Linked DNA regions of Mus musculus: region 2 is linked to region 1. Evidence: chromatin loops called from intact Hi-C (ENCODE). Cell type or tissue: heart. All regions are shown on one strand. Each heading gives the region's core, and the rest is flanking DNA. Links, peaks and the distances in the headings are about the cores only. Region 1 holds the start of Gm46926 (a long non-coding RNA gene). Region 2 has its middle 13 kb from the start of 4930500L23Rik.

Region 1 (2,802 bases), core at 236-2,735:
TGTTCCCCCCTTCTGTCCCAGGTTCTGGGGCTAAGCCTGGGACCATAGCTTGGTCCTGACACTTGACCAGGAAGCCTGGTGTATCCTATAGACCTGGCCCTGCCTTGTTGGCCTGCCCTTCCAACCTTAAGGAAGGTTTTGCCATGAGCCCTTTTCCCCATTTCATCCCAGATAATGGAGCTAATTGACCACAATGCAGAACAAGACTAAAACTCAGGATGTCTATCTCCAGGTGGGGCCACGGAGGGGACACTACTACCTCTTCTCCCTGCCCCTCCCCCATCCAGACCCACCACCACACAGTGGTGTGTGTGTGTGTGTGTGTGTGTGTGTGTGCACAAACTTCCTTGTTAATTGCCCTAGTAGTGCAGTAACACATCTGGAGTTAGTTTTAAAACAAATCCCAGCCTCCGTATCATCTCGCTCATAAATACTGCAGTATACAAGAGGGGCTTTCAATAATTTTCCATTTAAATGATGTTGGCGTTCTCCTACGATCAGCAAAGCACACGCTCACGGGGTAAAGACTGGTGGTGGTGGGGGAGGCTGATCGGGCCTCCCTGAGTGGGTTCTCCACAGCACCCCAATTTAACCCTGTACCTTCTCTCTATACACCCCAGTATTTTTTTAAAAAAAGTCTCAGTGTTGACACCAGCTCAAGACGTATGGGTCCCCAAGGGCTCTGGGGACACACCACTGGTAGCTGCAATTTTCCATGGTTATAAACACTGTGCTGAACATCTTTGTGCAGGAGGCAAGGCGTGGTTTTCGAATCATCGTCCAAGGAAGGTTCCCAGACCTGGAGTCCACCATCAAAGAGCCCAGCCCAGATTGCTTTCCAAGGAGACACAAACACCATTCAGTTGCTCGTAAATCATGATGCCATGTGCCCCAACACAGAGGTCACTGAGCATGTAGAACAGGGGAGGGGGTGAGCAGGCCTCTTCCCGCCTCTTCCCGCCCCCCCCCCCCCCGCGGCTGTGGTGGTGTGGGAAGGCTTTCTAACAGGGTGCCACAACTAACTTGACTCAATTTCCCCATCTGGAAAGTGGTCCAGAATAACATGCGTTGTGGGTCCTCTAAAGGCTCCTGACACCTCTGCAGAAAAGGTTGTCCCCCCATGTTGGGAGAGGACGGTCAGTCAGTGGTGCTCAACCACTTTACTGTGACCAGGATTTCCTCTGAAGAATGTATTTCCCTTCCAGGAAGAGGGTCGTCGATCTCTGTATGGATTGAGTTGTTGGCCTTCCTCCTCAGGGGGAGGTGGGTGTTGGCAAATCCAGGCAGAAAAGAGTCAGTCTCTCCCAAAGCTATTCCTTCCAGGACTCAGAAAGAGAACTTGACCAAGAATTCACAGCCTCGGGCGTCCTCAGATCCCAGACCCAGCTAAGCCACCTCCTTTGTCCTCGCCTAGGCAGATCATGCCACATCCCATTCCACAGATGGGGAAACTGAATTAGGGCACATCTAGCCTTGTATAAGTTTCGCCCCTTGCCTTGCTCAACCAAAAACCCAGATTCCCCTTTCTCTGAGCCTCTCCGCCCTGCCCGGTGTGTTTGTTCCAAAGGGATGTCCAGTTGTACCGAACGAAGCTGGAGTAGAAATCAGGCGCAGGGACCTAGTGCTGGCTTGCAAATAGAAGGAACCCTCCCCAGGGACGCCTAAGTACGCACCGGTCTGCAGCCCCGCAGCGCCTCCAGGCCGACGCAAGTGCCCTTGTGGCTCCTCTATAGCCCGGGTGGAGTCTCCGTGAGCAGACCAGACGCAGCGACGCGCAAGGGGCGCCCCCTGCCGACGTCAGATAGGAGCGCAGACCCCAGACCGCGCCAAGATTCCCCCCAGAGGAGGTCAGCTGAGGCCCTGACCACGAGTGACCCCAAACCAACAATGACTCCTTCACAAGTAACCCGGCAGAACAATCACCCACTGAGGACCTCTGATCATCAGTGACCCCCACCCACCAAGTAGCCCTTAATACCAATAGCCCTATCAATGAATTCTTCCATTTAGACACTTTCCCATCAATGACCCTGCCCATCAACAGCCCCGCTTATCAGGGATCCTGACCAAAGCAGACCCATCCGTCCCGAAGAGCCCCTCCCACTGTGGACCCCTTCCCATAATGACTGTTCACCAAAGCCCCCATCCATCAGTGACTCTCCTCACTTCAGAGTCTATTCACCTAGACTTCACCTACGAATAGGACTTCAGGCCCACCTAGACCATGCCTTCTTGGGACTCCAGCCCAACAATGATGGGGCCCACTACAGAAATGTGACAATCAGTAATCACAGGGCCACCGTGGCTGGCCTGCTCCCACCTGGCCCCTAGCTGGCCCTGTCCCTCAGGGTTTCGGGGAGTACCGGGACCATGAGCGTGTGAATTAGCGAGTACTTCACTCACAGGCTGTCTGCTCTTCCAAGTCTTCGTCGGCTTTTAGTCCCATCTTAGAAATGGGCAACTGAGGCCTCTGGCAACTGCATGATTCACCCTGTTTGACTCCCACAGCTCGGAGTATGATTGCTACTGAGGAGCCCTAACTCAGAGGCTTCATCTGTGGGTCGCTCAGGCAGAGGAATGCTGGACCGACTTGATGAGGCAGGACGTAGAGAGCCAAGCAGTTAGGATGAGGTTACCCTGGGCACAGGGGCTTGAGCGCCCTCCAGTGGTCATCCTCCTGGACCCCTCCCTGCTTTTGTCTGAGAACCATCCTTGTGTTGAGGAAGAAGGGGTCCTGGTGTGCTGAGAACAGGTAGCCATATCCCAGAGGTGGGAGGAACGAGGAAGCCTGGACAACGATGG
Region 2 (2,802 bases), core at 236-2,735, 160 kb before region 1:
AGCCTGGGTTGCATAGTGAGTTCAGATCCAGCCTGAGCTACAGAGTGATTTAGAAGCCAGCCTGGACTATACAGAGAGTTTCAACCCAGCTTAGTCTACAGAATGAGACCCTGCCTCAACAAATCAGAATAAATCAGTGAATAAAGTAAACCGCTGTCTTCTTCCAAAGTCCCGAGAGGCAGAATACTGTTTAGCAATAAGAAGGCACAGAGTTTTCATACACAGGTAAGATGAGTCTCGGGAGGGTTGCATGGAGTGGAAAGAAGCCAACCCCAAGAGACTCACACACCACAAGACCTTGCTTATGTAATGACCTTGCAATGAGAAAATTGCAGACACATGGGACAAGCTGGGGTTCAGGGACTATACAGCATGGTGGAGGGACAGCGAGGCCATGGCTGTATGCATAGGGGTCCTCGTGGTGATGGTACCCATGTCTAGCAGAGCTAGATGTACAGATATGAATGCAGACAAACATCCAGAACCAGCAAGCTGAGTAGGCTTGGAGCCATAGTAGAGAGCCTCTGGGGCTGACACATGGCTATGGTTCTCTGAGACATTGCTGTTCGAGACAGCTAGGAGCTCTCTCTACTGTTTGTTAGAATTGTGAATTTATCAATTCTCTACAACGAGTTTCATCTTAGTTATGAGACAGAGCCTTGCTATATAATAACCCAGGCTGGTCTCAAATTCTCAATCTCTTGCCTCAGCCTTCTGGACATTGGGGGAATGATCCACCTGTGCACCACGCTTGCCTGCTTCCATCTAGACTCTGACCTACATAGATCCACTAGGAGGCTTCGTGCAGGAGGAAAGTGACGTCTTGTTTTGAGTACAGTAGCTCAGGATGCCTTTCCTATCTGGACTGTTCAAGGCTGTATGATCCTGGTGTCTGTTTGTAGCCTCTGGTGGCAGACAAACTTGGTTTACAACATGGGACTCTGCCATGTCCCGGTTGCATGCTCTGGAAACTTCCAGCTCCTCCTTTGCCAAGATGGACCAGGGTCAGAACGGCTGCCTCTGAGGCTGCTGTCCAGCATCCAAGCTTGGTTGTGCTGAAGTCATTAAATACTAACTGGAAAGAGTGGTGGGTTTGGTCCTGGGGCGGCATTACTGAAGTCTGGGCTCTGGTTGCATCTGGCGTTCTTTCTGCTTCTGTCTCTGTCTCTCTCTCTCTGTCTCTGTCTGTCTGTCTGTCTGTCTGTCTGTCTCTCTCTCTCTGTTTCTGTCTCTCTCTCTCAGACATCCCAGCTGGGTGCCATAGGGTGGCACTGTTTCCTAGCCATAGGTCTTAGCCTCTCAGAGTGGCACCGGTGCCTCCTATGCCTGGGTGGTTGGGTGGGTATCTTCTACAACACTCGGAAAATGTTCGCTGGTCTTCAATGAAGACGCCCTGTTGCTATGGGTTTTTTTTAACCATCGATGAACTGGCTAGAGAAGCCTCTCGCCTGGTCAGTTTCTTGGATGCGTGTTTTGGAAACGGAGGACGGGTAAGTGAAAAGCCAAACTGAATCCCTAGTCTCCAGTGAGTCAGGCATCCCTGGCGGCCACTGCACCTGTCTGTGCAGAGGGTGATGGGCGTGGTCACGAGGCTGGGCGTGGCCCCAACTTCACAGAGGCAGTTAGCAGTCTTAGCACCCTGAGGTTCAGGCAAAATAGACCGTAGTTTATTAATTCATAGAGAGAGCAAATGAGCTTGAAAGGTGTTTTTTCGGGGGGGGGTGTCTTTTCTTTGTTACACACACTTCTAGAAAGAGATATAATCAGACTGTAGACCTTATTCTTTTTCTTTGTTCCTCCTCCTCCTCCTCCTCTGCTTCTCTCCACCCCACCCCCTCCTTTTCCAGGACTCTCCTCACAACCAGAGCCTCCCACTTGCTAGATAAGCCCTCTACCACTGACACCCCCCCCCCTCCGTCCTGTCCCATTAGGAAACTGTTTAGTATATCATTAAACTGGCGTTTGAGCCGGCCATAGTAGTGAACTCCCCGCAGTTGGGAGGCTGAGGGAAAAGGATAGAGAATTCCAGTCCAGCTGGTCTACCACAGAAATCCTGTCTCCAAAAAATTAATTAATTAATTAATTAATTAATTAAAAAAAGCCAGGCCGTGGTGGTGCATGCTTTTAGTCCCAGCACTTGAGAGGTAGAGGCAGGGAGAACTCGGTGCGTTAGAGACCAGCCTGGTCTACAAAGTGAGTTTCAGAACAGCCAGGGCTACACAATGAGAAAACTTATCTAAAACAAACAAAAATAAGGGGCCGGCAAAATGGCTCAGTGGGTATGAGCACTGACTGCTCTTCCGAAGGTCCTGAGTTCAAATCCCAGCGACCATATGGTGGCTCACAACCATCCATAATGAGATCTGACTCCCTCTTCTGGTGTGTCTGAAGACAGCTACAGTGTACTTACATATAATAATAATTTTTTAAAAATAAGTAAATAAATAAAAATTTTTAAACCACATAAACAAACAAAGTGATGAGTTGTGATGGTGTGTGCCTAGTCACCCAACAGTCAGGTGGCAGAAGCACACCAGAACTCTGTTGAGTTTGAACTTGAGCCCAGCCTGGTCTCAGCCTGTAGCAGTTCTGGCTTGCTACATAGTAAAAACCTGCGATGATGATGATGATGTCGACGATGTTGATGATGGTGTTTTTATCAATCAGTGGACTGAGGTGCTCAGTGGATAAAGTGCTTGGGGCATAAATATGGAGGCTCAGAATTCAGCTCTCCTGCAGCCCTGTGGTGGCAGCTGAGCATGGCAGCAGACACCTGTAATCTCAGAGCTGGTGACAGGGACA

What was found. Hi-C counts contacts between places; a loop is a spot of excess contacts. Peaks named below come from ENCODE experiments on the same cell type or tissue, not always from the same donor. Only the 100,000 strongest peaks of a DNase experiment are listed, where the experiment ranks them.
Region 2: it touches region 1 in a loop (8-fold over the local background); 4 of 42 quality-filtered maps call a loop at or near these places.

What each region holds. Positions count from the first base shown.
Region 1 is chr5:139,666,939-139,669,740 of GRCm38, forward strand. Gm46926 (a long non-coding RNA gene) reads right to left here and starts at 2,274. Exons shown (of 2, transcript XR_001785003.1): 1 at 1,674-2,274. In heart, for the core only: CTCF peaks have their summits at 1,797 (motif pointing left) and 2,672 (motif pointing left); a DNase peak (open chromatin) is centred at 1,793; H3K4me3 peaks cover 324 bases; H3K27me3 peaks cover 2,500 bases.
Region 2 is chr5:139,509,587-139,512,388 of GRCm38, forward strand. No RefSeq gene overlaps it. Among named protein-coding and RNA genes, the nearest start is that of 4930500L23Rik, 13 kb to the right of the region's middle. In heart, for the core only: a CTCF peak has its summit at 1,263; no DNase peak of the experiment used is centred there; H3K27me3 peaks cover 1,763 bases.